Linked DNA regions of Homo sapiens: regions 1 and 3 are each linked to region 2. Evidence: chromatin contacts called from ENCODE Hi-C or POLR2A ChIA-PET data. All regions are on one chromosome and are shown on one strand. The core of a region is the stretch at or near the end of the contact, and the rest is flanking DNA. Distances in the headings are between cores, read along the strand shown.

Region 1 (4,325 bases), core at 1,206-3,705, 110 kb before region 2:
AGTCCACCTCAAATCTGTCTCTCTGCACTGGCTTTAAGGCACTAATTTTATTTAAAAACGTTTAGGGAGGCCAAGTGTGGTGGCTCACGCCTGTAATCCCAGCACTTTGGGAGGCTGAGGCTGGCAGATCATGAGGTCAGGAGTTCGAGACCAGCCTGACCAACATGGTGAAACCATCTCTACTAAAAATACCAAAAAAAAAAAAAAATTAGCCAGGCATGGTGGTACATGCCTATAAATTCCAGCTACTCAGGAGGCTGAGGCAGGAGAATCACTTGAACCTGGGAGGCGGAGGTTGCAGTGAGCTGAGATCACACCACTGCACTCTAGCCTGGGCAACAGAGCAAGACTCTGTTTCCAAACAAACAACAACAACAAAAACAGTTTAGGGAGCCAGGTGTGGTGGCTTATGCCCCTAATCTCAGCAATCTGGGAGGCTGAGGTGGGAGGATCAGTTGAGCCCAGGAGTTTGAGACCAGCTTGGGCAACATGGTAAAACCCTGTCTCTAAAAAAATACAAAAATTAGCTGAGTGTGGTGGCACACGCCTGTCGTCCTAGCTACTCGGGAGGCTAAGATGGGAGAATCTCTTGAACACAGGAGGTGTAGGTTGCAGTGAGCCGAGATTGGGCTGCTGTACTCCAGCCTGGGTGACAAGAGTGAGACTCTGTCTTAAAAAAAAAAAAAAAAGAAGTAGAATTACTGATTTACTTTCATTTTACTTGTGTTTGTTGTAGATGTATTAATAGCTTAGTTTTTGTTGGGAATTACTTCTAATTCTGCTTTCTCAGGGGACTGTTACTATACTGTTACTATAGCTAGGGTTTTTGCTTTTTAACACAGTACAAATTTGGAAATAATTAAATGTAAATTTGCAAGCCAATTACCTTCAGCCAGTCCTATGTGGTCTAGGTGAATATATATAGTTAAGACGTGGAAGGGAGGTTTAAATCTACAACTAAAGAAGGCCAGTGTAGCAGAAAGGGCTTAGTTTAGCATATTGGTTTCTTTTTTTCATTTTGAATGTTAAAACATAAACTATTGAGAAACCATTGTTAGCAGTTTGCCAATAGAAATTTAATTTTGGAAAAAAAGTTTTTATAATAATGGGGTTAAAAGAAAATAAGCATTTGGAAGAAAATTCGAAAATGAAAGGTTATTATTAATTTTTGAAGGGTTCAGTCATTATTTTATTTAAAAGAGAATTAAAGACCGTCTTTTTTTTTTTTTTTTTTTTTTTTTTTGAGACACAGTCTTTGTCGCCCAGGCTGGAGTGCAGTGGCGCCATCTTGGCTCACTGCAAGCTCCGCCTCCCGGGTTCACGCCATTTTCCTGCCTCAGCCTCCCGAGTAGCTGGGACTACAGGCGCCCGCCACCACGCCTGGCTAGTTTTTTGTATTTTTAGTAGAGACGGGGTTTCACCGTGTTAGCCAGGATGGTCTCGATCTCCTGACCTCATGATCAGCCCGCCTCGGCCTCCCAAAGTGCTGGGATTACAGGCATGAGCCACCGCGCCCAGCCTTTTTTGAGACGGAGTTTTGCTCTTGTTGCCCAGGCTGGAGTGCAATGGTGCAATCTCGGCCTCCTGGGTTCAAGCAATTCTCCTGCCTCAGCCTCCTGAATAGCTGGGATTACAGGTGCCCACCACCATGCCCAGCTAATTTTTGTACTTTTAGTAGAGGAGGGGTTTTGCCATGTTGGCCAGGCTGGTGTCGAACTCCTGACCTCAGGCTGTCCGCCTGCCTCGGCCTCCCAAAGTGCTGGGATCACAGGCATGAGCCACTGCACCTGGCCTAAAGACAATACATTAGCTATTGTTCTAAAAAAGTGCAATTGAATGTCACTTGCTAGTAAATCACTCATGTATCCATCCTTTAAAAGCATATGACTGTATTCAGTAAAAGCTTGATAATATGTGGTTAGCTCTTGGTAACATCACTGATAGACACTCTCTGGCTCCGTTTTGAGGGATTCTCCCAAAATTTCTATGAAATCGAAACATTTAAAACACCTGTTGTACCTGTAATAGGCAGGTCTACAAAGTCATGCACAGGCTCATGGGCTTCTTCTATTCCTGCTGTTAAGGTTCCTTCTATGCTCTCCCAGTACCCTGTCCCATAATAAACACACAGTTCATGAACATCTCTTTGAAAGGGTCCAGAGTTAAGTTTTTATGTCCAACTAACCCACTCTGTGTTCCTTTTCTCCCTCAATTTCACTCTTCCTTGTTTGTATATTCTAATCTAGAAGCCCAAACCAGTAAGGACTGCAGATGTTTTATTTGGGCAGCACAGTGTTCTGTTGACTTGTTTTTTGTTTTGTTTTAACAAGGCTTTAGATTCTTTCAGGTTGGGTATGCTGACTCCCCAGTTCCATATATATCTTATGTCTTGGTCCTATCCACATATTCTCTGCCTGGCATCTGTAGCTATTTGAGCTTGTGACACCTGCTGGTCATCAGCTGCTACTGCTGATTTTCTAACTGAGGTCAAATTTCTTTTTACTATTTTTTGTTTTTCTCTTTCTGAAGGAAGAGAACTTGAAAGCTTAAGTCCTTTCACTGTTCTTTTTCTAAAGACCTATACTAATGATAGCTTCTGTGTAACTATGGCACTGAGCACTGTAGTTTACACATTTATAAATTAGATAAAAGTACATGTTGGAAAGAACTTGTACTTTGGAGCCAGACGTGTTTGAAATGGCTCCACTACTCACCAGCTGTATGACTTCAGACCAGTCATTGAACCTCCGAGCGTCTGTGTATTATGAGCGTCATTGTGTTTTCCTTAGGGTTGTAATGTAGATATAGACATACCGTGTATGGTGCATACAAGGTACTCGATAAATTATTATTATAATTCATAGCTTTAAATTGTTTTTGCATACTTTATGATTTTATGCCTAAATTCTAGACAACTTAGCCCATTGCAGATAAAACTTTCCTGTATACATAGGTGTTGTTTTTAACTGTTTTCTTTATATCATTTGTTCTGAACAAGGTAAATTATGAAATGGCTGAAAATTTATCCCATTTTTTTTCAATTTACAGTCTTACTGAGTATTTCACTTGGCTCAGACATGGTTTCTAATCATGGGTAAGGAGAAAAAACACAGCATAAATAGGACCTTTGAAATTACATCTAAAATAAGATTCATATGTTATAGGATTTGGGGTTTTTAGGTCAATTGATTTAAAAGATTGACTCTATTTTGAGATACATCACAGAGGCACAAAGCATTTTAAAGGTAACTTTCATGCTTTTTTTTGAGACAGAGGGTCTCACTCTATCACTCAGGCTAGAGTGCAGTGGCACGAACACAGCTCACTATAGCCTCAACCTCATGGGCTCAAGTGATCCTCCCACCTCAGCCGCCCCAGTAGCTGGAACCACAGGCACACACCACCATGCCCAGCTAATTTTTTTTTTTTTTTTGAGACAGAATCTCACTCTGTCGCCCAAACTGGAGCTGGAGTGCAGAGGTGCGATGTCGGCTTATTGCAACCTCCACCTCCCAGGTTCAAACGATTCTCATGTCTCAGTCTCCAAAGTAGCTGGGACTACAGGCGCATGCCACCACGCTCGGCTAACTTTTTGTATTTTTAGTAGAGATGGGGCTTCACCATGTTAACCAGGCTGGTCTTGAACTCCTCACCTCAAGTGATCTGCCCACCTTGGCTTTACAAAGTGCTGGGATTACAAGCCTGAGCCACCATGCCCAGCCTAATTTTTTATTTTTTGTAGAGATGGGGTCTCACCATGTTACCCAGGCTAGACTCAAACTCCTGGGCTCAAGTGATCCTCTTGCCTTGGCCTCCCAAAGTGTTGGAATTACAGGCGTGAGCCATCATGCCTGGCCCCAGTTCTGTCATTTAATGATCATTTGATTTCTCTTACCTGTATCTTTTAGACATATTTTCCATTGCCTCTCAAAACTGGTGAGGTGGACATTAGTTATAATACCTTGTGATATATACTACTAAATAATCAAAGAAGTAATACTTAGTTACTCAAGAAATTTTGAAAAATAGGTAAGTAACCAGGGCAAACTAGAATAACATAATATATTCTAATTTTAGAATATCCTAATATTCTAGTGTTCTAATACAGGCAGAGCCCAGAGGATTTTTACAGCAGTGAAACTATTCTGTATGATACAATGGTGGATACATGTTGTCATATATTTATCAAAACCGATAGAACAGGCAACTCCAAGAGTGAACCCTAATATAAACTGTAGACTTTGAGTGATAATGATGTGTCAATGTAGGCTCATTGGTTGTAAGAAATATACCTCTCTGGTATGGGATGTTGATCATGAGGGAGG
Region 2 (4,540 bases), core at 164-2,663:
TTCCTCAACCTGTTCAACGAAGTTATTGGACAATATGAACTCTATTTAAAATACATCAAAGTCCAGGCCTGGCACAGTGGCTCACGCCTGTAATCCCAGTACTTTGGGAGGCCAAGACAGGAGGATTCCCTAAGCCCAGGAGTTTGAAATTAGCCTGGGCAACATCGCAAGACCCAGACTCTTATTAAAACACACACGCACACACACACACGCAAGATACATCATAGTCATGATACTCCATGAAATAAGCTACCTCTGAAGGAAAATACTCAGGTGGGGACTGAATCACCAATTATTAGAAATGTTTAGAGAACTCCTGTACAAACCAAAAGTAGAGAATTTCAAGGTTAGAAGAAACCTTACAACTCACCCAACTGAGACCTAAGCCCTCTCTAATATATTCCTGGACGAGGTCGCCCAACCGTTTTGGTAATGGAGAACTACCCATGGAAACAAGTCACTTCAACTTAGGCCAAATATGATGCAAAGTTACTTTACTGAAGCCACACCATCCTCTGGTAACTTTCGTCCACTAGTTTCACCTATCACTTAAGTGTCCCTCAAATATTTTGGATAGTGATAATATGCCCCTTAAATATCCTGTCCTCCAAATTAAAGTATCCAACTCCGTCAACCTTTCCTGGTAACATAATACCAAGACTCCCTCACCATTCAGGCTGCGTTCCTCAAAGAAACCTTCATTCTTGCTTTAGCGACTGTATTCAAATGACTCGAAAAGCTTCTCCCATTCTGACGTCTTACAACCCAAGATCTCCCACTTGCCCAGCTGACACCACAGGGAAGCCTCTAATCACGCTTGCCACCTCCACCCAAGGAAGCATTTGGGGTGGAAAGTGTGCCCTGTTGCTCCATTGGGAGACATGGAGACAAGAAGTGACGGCGGCACCGACAGAGAAGCCGGCACACTGTTCGCCTCCCCATTGCAAGCCTCCTCCCTCACCGGTATTGCTTGGGGTCGCTGGGAGACTTGACGATCTCAGGGTCCCCAGCATTACTGAGAGACCCCCTCCGTCCCTCTTCCTCAGATTCATCCGCTCCTAGACGGGCAACCCGGCTGTTCTCGCCCAGATCCTGTCCATTGGGCTGCAGGTCAGGGCAGCTGCAGGTAGACTTCGCCTTGTTCCTTCCAGGCATGGCCAGAATAGGAAAGGGTCTGGCAGCAGCAGAGTCTTCGCACCGACCCCGCGTTTCGATTCCCCAGAGCGCCGCGAGCTCCCGCCCGGCCTCACACAACTTCCTCCGGGTGGCACAGACTGCAGCAACAGTGACTCTCCTCAGCATTCACCACCAAGCTGGAGCGATGGACATCCCGCTTCCCAGGACCCACCTCCTCCGCGTTCTAGAGGCGGTGGCGGCCGGCCCTGGTGCTGCCGCAGCCGCGGGGAACAGGCCTGAACCCCTCCCCCAACCCAGTCTCCCTCTCGCCGACTTCCCTCGTCCCTCCGCCCTCCCGGCCGCCGATGACGCTACTGATTTCAGCCAATCATGAGGCAAGAAAGTAGTCACGCTCACGTAAGCAACCAATCAGAACAGGAAAGGAGAGGCACCAACGTGACCCGGACTGATTCTCGGAACAGCCAGCGAACATTTCGAAACCCAAAGTGGGCGGGGCGAGGGAGAAGAAGCGGAGAGAGTGGCGCGGAGGACGACGGGAGAAGGGCCCCCGGCGCGTTTATGACGTACGAGTGTGTTTTGTGGAAACCACTGAGTAGTGCTCCGCGTGTCAAAGAAAAATATTCCCCTAATGAGAAAACTGAGAAACGAGTGCAGAGAATTAATTCCAAAGTTTTAAATTTTCCCATTCGTGTCATAGTTTGGGTACCCTACTCCTCAGACCCGGGGCGAGCCTTCGGCTGTGACTCAGCACATAAAAAACCAGAACGCCGGAAGTATTTTCCTACACCCGCCGGATGGACGCTGCTCCCGAGCGCCGCAAATACTAATTGGCTCTTCTCTACCCTACAGTCGGCCCGACAGTGGTGGGGTTTCATCCTCAAGCCCTAAGAAAGTGCTAAAAAGACCAGTCTGGATGTGCTAACTCTTCTGTGTGAAAACGTTTTTTAGCTCCTCCAGCCTCCTGTTAAATTCGGCCAATTTTTATCGAGCAGCTGCAGCGTCTGCTGCCTTCAAGTCTCCTTTCCCAGTTTTTCCCGCTAGCAGTGGTCTTTGGTTAGCAATGTAAAATGTGACGGAAATACAAACATAAATGAAAGCTAAAAAGCAGCTGAAATTAGTAAGATGCACTATACTGACACCATGGGGTAAGAGATCATAGCTCATACATACGAATGAGCGGGGAAAGACGTGAAGCAGGGAGATGTGTTGATAGTTACTGTATCTTCAAGGTTTTCGAGGCCTCTTCTGAGTTCCAAATGCAAGGAATACAACCATGAACAAAACAAAACTTGCCTTAGGCTGGGCGTGATAGTGATAGCTCACACCTATAATCCTAGTACTTTGGGAGGCCGAAGCGGGAGGATTGCTTTGAGCCTGGGAATTTGGTACCAGCCTGGACAACATGGTGAGACCCCCGTCTGTACAAAATTCTTTTTTAAAATTAGCCAGGCTTGGTGATGCGTGCATGTGGTCCCAGCTACTCAGGAGGCTGAGGCAGGAGGAACGCTTGAGTCCAGGAGGTCGAGGCTGCAGTGAGCCGTGATTGCAACACTGCACTCCAGCCTGGTTGACACAGTGAGACCCTGTCTAAACAACGACAACAAAAATTTAAAGCCTTGCCTTGGGGGAGCTTGCATCCTAATGGGAAGGAACTGTAAAATATGTAAACTAAAGTAAATCAGGCTTTTAAATAATTCAAGTTAGCTTTCTTCAGAAGTCTTATTGAGGACTGCCACCTGGGAGAGTCAGAGAGTTTTTTTTTTAGACTGCTCCAAAGCAGTGTTTCAGCCCGCAGCTTCTATACAGGTGGTGGCCGCTCTGCATGTGCTTGGAAGTTAAATCAAATGTGCTCAGAAAGGCTGGGCCTGTAATCCCAGTGATTAAGGAGGCTGAGGCAGAAGGATTGCTTGAGGCCAGGCATTTACAACCAGCCTGTGTAACATATCAAGACTCTGTCTCCACACACACATAAAAAAGCAAGGCGTGGTAGAACATCCCTGTAGTCCTAGCTACAGGAGAGGCAGAGTTAAAAGGATTGCTGGGACTCCTGAGTTTGAGGTTACAGTGAACTATGATTGTGCCTCTGCACTCTAGCCTGGTGACAGAGCAAGACCTTGTCTCTAATAAAAAAGAAAAAATGTACTCAGGAGTTACACTAGAGCAAAATCTCATGAAGGTTTAGGTGGAAGAGTACACATGTTTATAGATTATGGAGGCATAGTCATTAATCCTGTCAGAAATGTACAGGAAGAGGCAAGGTCGAGCATCATTGGATTTATCTTTTCTAAAAATGCAGTGATTCAGGCAAGAGACATGGGAACTTGTGCTCTATCCTGCATATTTTCAGGGTATTCTGGAGGGCTGTGCGCAGTCACTGAGGCTGTGAAATTCTGCTGGCAAGAGAGTTTGTGAAATTCTGCTGGTAAACAGAATGAGCAGACATGGCTTCTTATGTTTGCTACTTTGTCTCACATATACAAAAAACAATAAATGCAATGAAGACAAATTGTATAGGATAGGAAGATAAGGAGTTAGGGAGGAAGGGTACAATGATTCAGGTAGAAAATGATGGAACCTGAACTGGAGCAGTAGATGAGGTAAATTGAAAAATACTGTTTAAAATATCCCAGTTTGTTTCCATACATCTTTTCAAGAACTTACCACTTTAAGCAACTCCACTAGACTTCTCTTCTTCAGAGCAGTGGGTTGTTGTTGGTTTTATTTGTTTGTTTGTTTAGAGATGAGTTCTCACTATGTCTATCCAGGCTGGTCTCAAACTCCTGGCCTTAAGCCATCCTCCCACCTCAGCCTCCCAAATCACTGGGATTACTATAGGCATAACTACTGCACCTAGCTCACAGCAGTGGTTTTTAATTAAATTTTTCTAACTAGATACAAAGGTGGGCTGGATCTAATGGCATGTGTCTGTAGTCCCAGCACTTTGGGAGACTGAGGAAGGTGGATCACTTGAACCCAGGAGTTTGAGACCAAACTGAATATAGAGAAAACCTGTCTCCACAAAAAATACAAAGAATTAGCTGGGTATAGTGGTGCATGCTTGTAGTCCCAGCTACTTGAAAGGCTGAGGTGGGAGGATCACCTGAGCCCAGGAGGTCAAGGCTGCAGCAAGCCATGATCATGCCACTGCACTCCAGCCTAGGTGATAGAGTGAGACCCTGTCTCCAAAAAAAAAAAAAAAAAAGAGACAAAGATTGCATCCTGAAGTGTGAGCTGCTTTAAAAAGAGGTCTCTGGCGGAGGTTGCAGTGAGCCAAGATTGCACCACGGCACTCCAGCCTGGGCGACAGAGCGAGACTCTGTCTCAAAAAAAAAAGTCTCTGTGTGGTGGCAGACACCTGTAATCCCAGCTACTCAGGAGGCTGAGCCAGAGAATTGCTTGAACC
Region 3 (4,469 bases), core at 836-3,335, 95 kb after region 2:
CTCGAACTCCTGACCTCATGATCCTCCCACCTCAGCCTCCCAAAGTGCCGGATTACAGGCGTGGGCCACTGCACCCAGACCACACTATGTTTTTTCAATTTCATAACCACGATGGCTACTGAGTGGCTAATGGGCAGATAGCAAATACAGCACGGATATGCTGGATAAAGGGATCATTCACGCCCTGGGCAGGACAGAGCAAGACAGTGCAATATTTCATCATGCTACTCAAAACAGTGTGCAATTTAGGCCAGGCACGGTGGGTCACGCCTGTAATCCCAGAGCTTCGGGAGGCCGAGGTAGGTGGATCACTTGAGGTCAGAAGTTCAAGACAAGCCTGGCCAACATGGTGAAACCCCATCTCTACTAAAAATACAAAAATTAGCCAGGCGTGGTGGTGTACGCCTGTAATCTCAGCTGCTCCAGAAGCAGAAGAATTGCTTGAACCCGGGAGGTGGAGGTTGCAGTGAGCTGAGCTCATGCCATTGCACTCCAGCCTGGGCAACCGAGCGAGACTCTATCTCAAAGAAAAAAAAGCAGTGTGCAATTTAAAATTTATTAGCTTATTTCTAGAATTTTCTGTTTAGTATGTTCAGATCTAGAGGGCCCCAGGTAACTGAAATCTTGGAAAGTGAAACCAAGGATAAGAGGGGACAGCAATTGATCATCAAATTCTGTAAATTCTAGTTCCAAATCTCTCTCTTCATTTCCATCCCTTATGTCATTTTGTCACTCTTAGCGTTATGGACTGAATGTCTATGTCCTCCCAAAATGTGTATGTTGAAGCCCTAGATAGTACCTAATCCTATACAGTATACACTATGCTTTTTTCTTTTTTCTTTTTTTTTTTTTTTTTGAGTTGGAGTGTTGCTCATCCCTCAGTGTGCTTGTATTTGGAGATGAGGCCTCAAAGGAAGTAATCGAAGTTAAATGATGTCATAAGAGTGAGTTCCTGATCCAACAGAATTCATATCATTATAAGAAGAGACACCAAAGAGTTTGCACTATCTCTCCCCCATGCCCATGCACCAAGGAAAGGCCACAAGAACACAGAGTGGGAAGGCAGCCCGAGGGGAGAGCTCTCATCAGACATCAACCCTACTGGCACCTTGATCTTAGACTTCCAGTCTCCAGACTGTGAGAAAATTAATTTCAATTGTATTTTGTTATGGCAGCCAGAGCAGAATAATACACTTAGTTCAGCCCCATATAATTTACCCAAGTCCTTGCTTGCTTGCTTGCTTCCTTTCTTTTATAGCTGGTCACTACTATATTTGTTTATTAATTTTTAGATAGCCTTTATGAGGTATAATTGATACACAAAAAAATTCACTTATTTAATGTATACAATTTGATGAGTTTGGATCCAAAACCCTGGTTTCTTTGCCTCATTTCCATCCACCCTTCAAACTGAAGCCAGGAATTTTTCTAAAATGCAAATCTAACTTGTTTAAACCCTTCTATGGCTCCCCAGTGCCTATGGTGGTGGTCTCCAACTTACATCCCTTTAAGTAAGAAAAATGTAGGTACAGCACACACAGTATATGTGTATTCTTTAGATTATATATCTATATGTCTACTTCTATACACAAGATATTAAAATATATAAAATTAAAATAAACAATATTTAAATGTTTAAAATCTAATGTATTCATGAATAGTCCAGAAAACTTTATTTTTGCTGCATAAAAGCACATACACACACATAAAAACCCTTTGCTAATTTTCCTTCAGCAAAAGCAATGAGATTGACCATGTCATCTATGGCTATACCACCCTGAACGCGCCCGATCTCATCTGATCTCGGAAGCTAAGAGGGGTTGGGCCTGGTTAGTACTTGGATGGGAGATTGACTATGTCGTATCTAATTAGATTATCATTGATTTTACCTCGAAACGTGGCTGACAATGAACTTGTGTTGGGAGTTGGAAAAACACCAGTTCAGCCATTTTCTTTATGCTCACTTGGATTCACTATAATCTTCTAGCATAGTCTTCAATCAGAGGTTTCTTTATAGGACTCTTTAAAAGCCACATATCCATTATGAGGTTTCATTTAGTTAAAACTAGACCATGTAATCAATAAATCCACTTACCCAGGCACAAGAAAACCACAAAAGCTCACAATTGGCTGAACATAAACAAAGAAGTGAGTCAGTCCACTGTCAACCCCTCAGAAGGGCACAATGCCTCCTCCTATCTCAAGATTTTTTGAGTGTAGGCTATCTGACCATCTGATATGGGGGTCAAACAAAGACACTTCTGTCAATCCACATAGTAAATATCAGTAAAAAATATCTTATGTTCAAAGATTAAAAGTAAGCTCTAATAATTTCTTCAGTTCCCTAAGGAATCATCAAGCATGAATCCTCTGACCGATGACAAGAACTTTCTGTTTGCTGTGGAAGATCTCTTTGACCCCCAATCTGCCACCTATAGCCTCTCCAGCAAATTTCTCTCAGCACCCACTCTCTGCTCTTTCACAACCTTGATCCAGTTTTACTGTATTGCTCACCATGCCCCAAATATTCTGTGCTCTCACATCCCCCTGTGCATGGAACTGTAAGGATGATATCAAATAACACAAGTGAAAGCACCTGGCACCTAATAGGTGCTTTTAGTAAATGCATGTTGACTTTCACCTCAAGCTAGTTAAACTAAGTGGTTCTACAATGTTAGCCAGCCACAAAACCACCTGGAAAATTTGTTATAGCACAGATGGTTGTCACTCACCCACCAGAGTTTCTGACTCAATAGTTCTGAGGTGGGCCTGAAAATTTGCATTTCTAACAAATTCCAAGGTGATGCTGATGCCATGGGTCTGGGAATCAGTGAACTAGACGACCCGTATAGCTTCTTCTATTTCTAATGATCTCTGACTCCTCAATGCCTTTAATAGAGAGCAAATGAACAAAATGAACTTTTATCCCTATATAATATTTGACATTATCATGAAGGGAAATATGAACTCTATAATACCTCAGATGCACAGTGTAGAGAAAAGAGCACATACTTTTGAATCAGAAGATCTTGTTGAAATCCCACTTTATAGCAGTGTTGTTGACCTAAGGCAAGTTAACTAATCTCTGAGTTTCTTATCCTGCAAAACAGGAGTGTATTAAAGTAGTACCTACTTCATAGTGTTAATTGTGAGATAGTATATGGGAAATAATTTGTAAAAAGAAAAGTACTACATACAGACTGCCCCAATAAGATATATGCATAATGTATTAATGTACATTTAACACGCAGAATAGAAAGATAATAAATAACATACGTTTTGGCTGGGCGTGGTGGCTCACGCCTGTAATCCCAGCACTTTGGGAAACCAACACGGGTGGATCACCTGAGGTCAGGAGTTCAAGATCAGCCTGGTGAACATGGTGAAAACCCATCTTTACTAAAAATACAAAAATTAGCCAGGCGTGGTGGCACACGCCTATAATTGAAGCTACTTGGGGGGCTGAAGCAACAGAATCGATTGAACCCAAGAGGTGGAAATTGCAGTGAGCCAAGATAGTGCCACTGCACTCCAGCTCAGGTGACAGAGTGAGACTCTGTCTCGAAAAAAATAAAATAAAATAATAATAATACATGTTTTAAATACTTTAAATCACAAATTTTCAAAATTTCCAATCCAGGTACTAATTCATTTTTGAAAACTATATGATCTACATGTTGCTATATCATCTAAAATATGTGCATAATTTATTAGTACTATTGGCAGATACTAATAATAATAGTAGCTGTGGCAGCCAGCTTCCAAGATGGTCCCCAGTGATACTTTCCTCCCAATATCCACACTTTTGTGTAGTTTCCTCCCATGCTGAATCAGTGACCAACAGAACGCTGTAAGGCTAAGGCTAACTCATAAGAGACATTGCCACTTCCTCTGGCCTTTTACATCTCTCACTCTGGGAAAAGCCAGCTGCTATGCAAATAAAGACACTTCAGCAGCTCTGTGAAGACACTCTAAGAGGCCAAATGGGAACGAAGTAAGGCCTTCTGCCAACAGCTAGCACCAGACATGTGAGTGTGCAGTCTTAAGATCCTCCAGCCCCAGGCTAAGCGCGGTGGCTCACACCTGTAATCCCAGCACTTTGGGAGGCCGAGGTGGGCGGATCACAAGGTCAGGAGTTCGAGACCAGCCTGGCCAACATGGTGAAACACCATCTCTACTAAAAATACAAAAATTAACTGGGCATGGTGGCGGGCACCTGTAGTCCCAGCTACTCGGGAGGCTGAGGCAGGAGAATCGCTTGAACCCGGGAGGCGGAAGTTGCAGTGAGCTGAGATCATGTCACTGCACTCCAACCTGGGCAACAGGACAAGACTCCGTCTTAAAAAAAAAAAAAAGATCCTCCAGCTCCAGTGTATGTTTCAGATGACTGCAAGCCAAGCCAACATCTGGCTACACCTCATGAGAGGCCCCAACCACTCCCAAATGTTTGATCCACAGAAACTATGAGA

The links. A loop is a pair of places that touch in the nucleus more often than their neighbours do. ChIA-PET counts read pairs that join two places held with the same protein, here RNA polymerase II (POLR2A). Pooled maps may share reads with other maps.
Region 1: a pooled map shows a loop between it and region 2 (2.9-fold over the local background). The contact joins the enhancer-like site here to the promoter of NRDC in region 2. A Hi-C loop is called at or near these places in 6 of 50 pooled maps. POLR2A ChIA-PET finds 5 or more read pairs at or near these places in 3 of 52 experiments (BJ, CD8-positive, alpha-beta T cell and Caco-2).
Region 3: a pooled map shows a loop between it and region 2 (2.1-fold over the local background). The contact joins the enhancer-like site here to the promoter of NRDC in region 2. A Hi-C loop is called at or near these places in 1 of 50 pooled maps. POLR2A ChIA-PET finds 5 or more read pairs at or near these places in 9 of 52 experiments (GM12878, HEK293, HEK293T and 6 more).

Annotation. Positions count from the first base shown.
Region 1 is chr1:51,766,721-51,771,045 of GRCh38, forward strand. All of the region lies in intron 12 of OSBPL9 (oxysterol binding protein like 9), which reads left to right. Among named protein-coding and RNA genes, the nearest start is that of MIR761, 68 kb to the right of the region's middle. Within about 2 kb of position 2,456, at least 3 of the 41 ENCODE cell types and tissues checked have a DNase peak (open chromatin) inside an H3K27ac peak, as active enhancers do.
Region 2 is chr1:51,877,314-51,881,853 of GRCh38, forward strand. NRDC (nardilysin convertase) reads right to left here and starts at 1,414. Exons shown (of 31, transcript NM_001101662.2): 1 at 962-1,414. The coding sequence starts at 1,302. RefSeq lists enhancers at 1,404-1,698, 1,582-1,761, 2,152-2,705 and silencers at 1,452-1,501, 3,459-3,656.
Region 3 is chr1:51,971,651-51,976,119 of GRCh38, forward strand. The region is part of intron 2 of RAB3B (RAB3B, member RAS oncogene family); the gene reads right to left. It also overlaps the pseudogene RNA5SP48. Among named protein-coding and RNA genes, the nearest start is that of RAB3B, 17 kb to the right of the region's middle. Within about 2 kb of position 2,086, at least 2 of the 41 ENCODE cell types and tissues checked have a DNase peak (open chromatin) inside an H3K27ac peak, as active enhancers do; they include GM12878, where a contact is called at or near this core.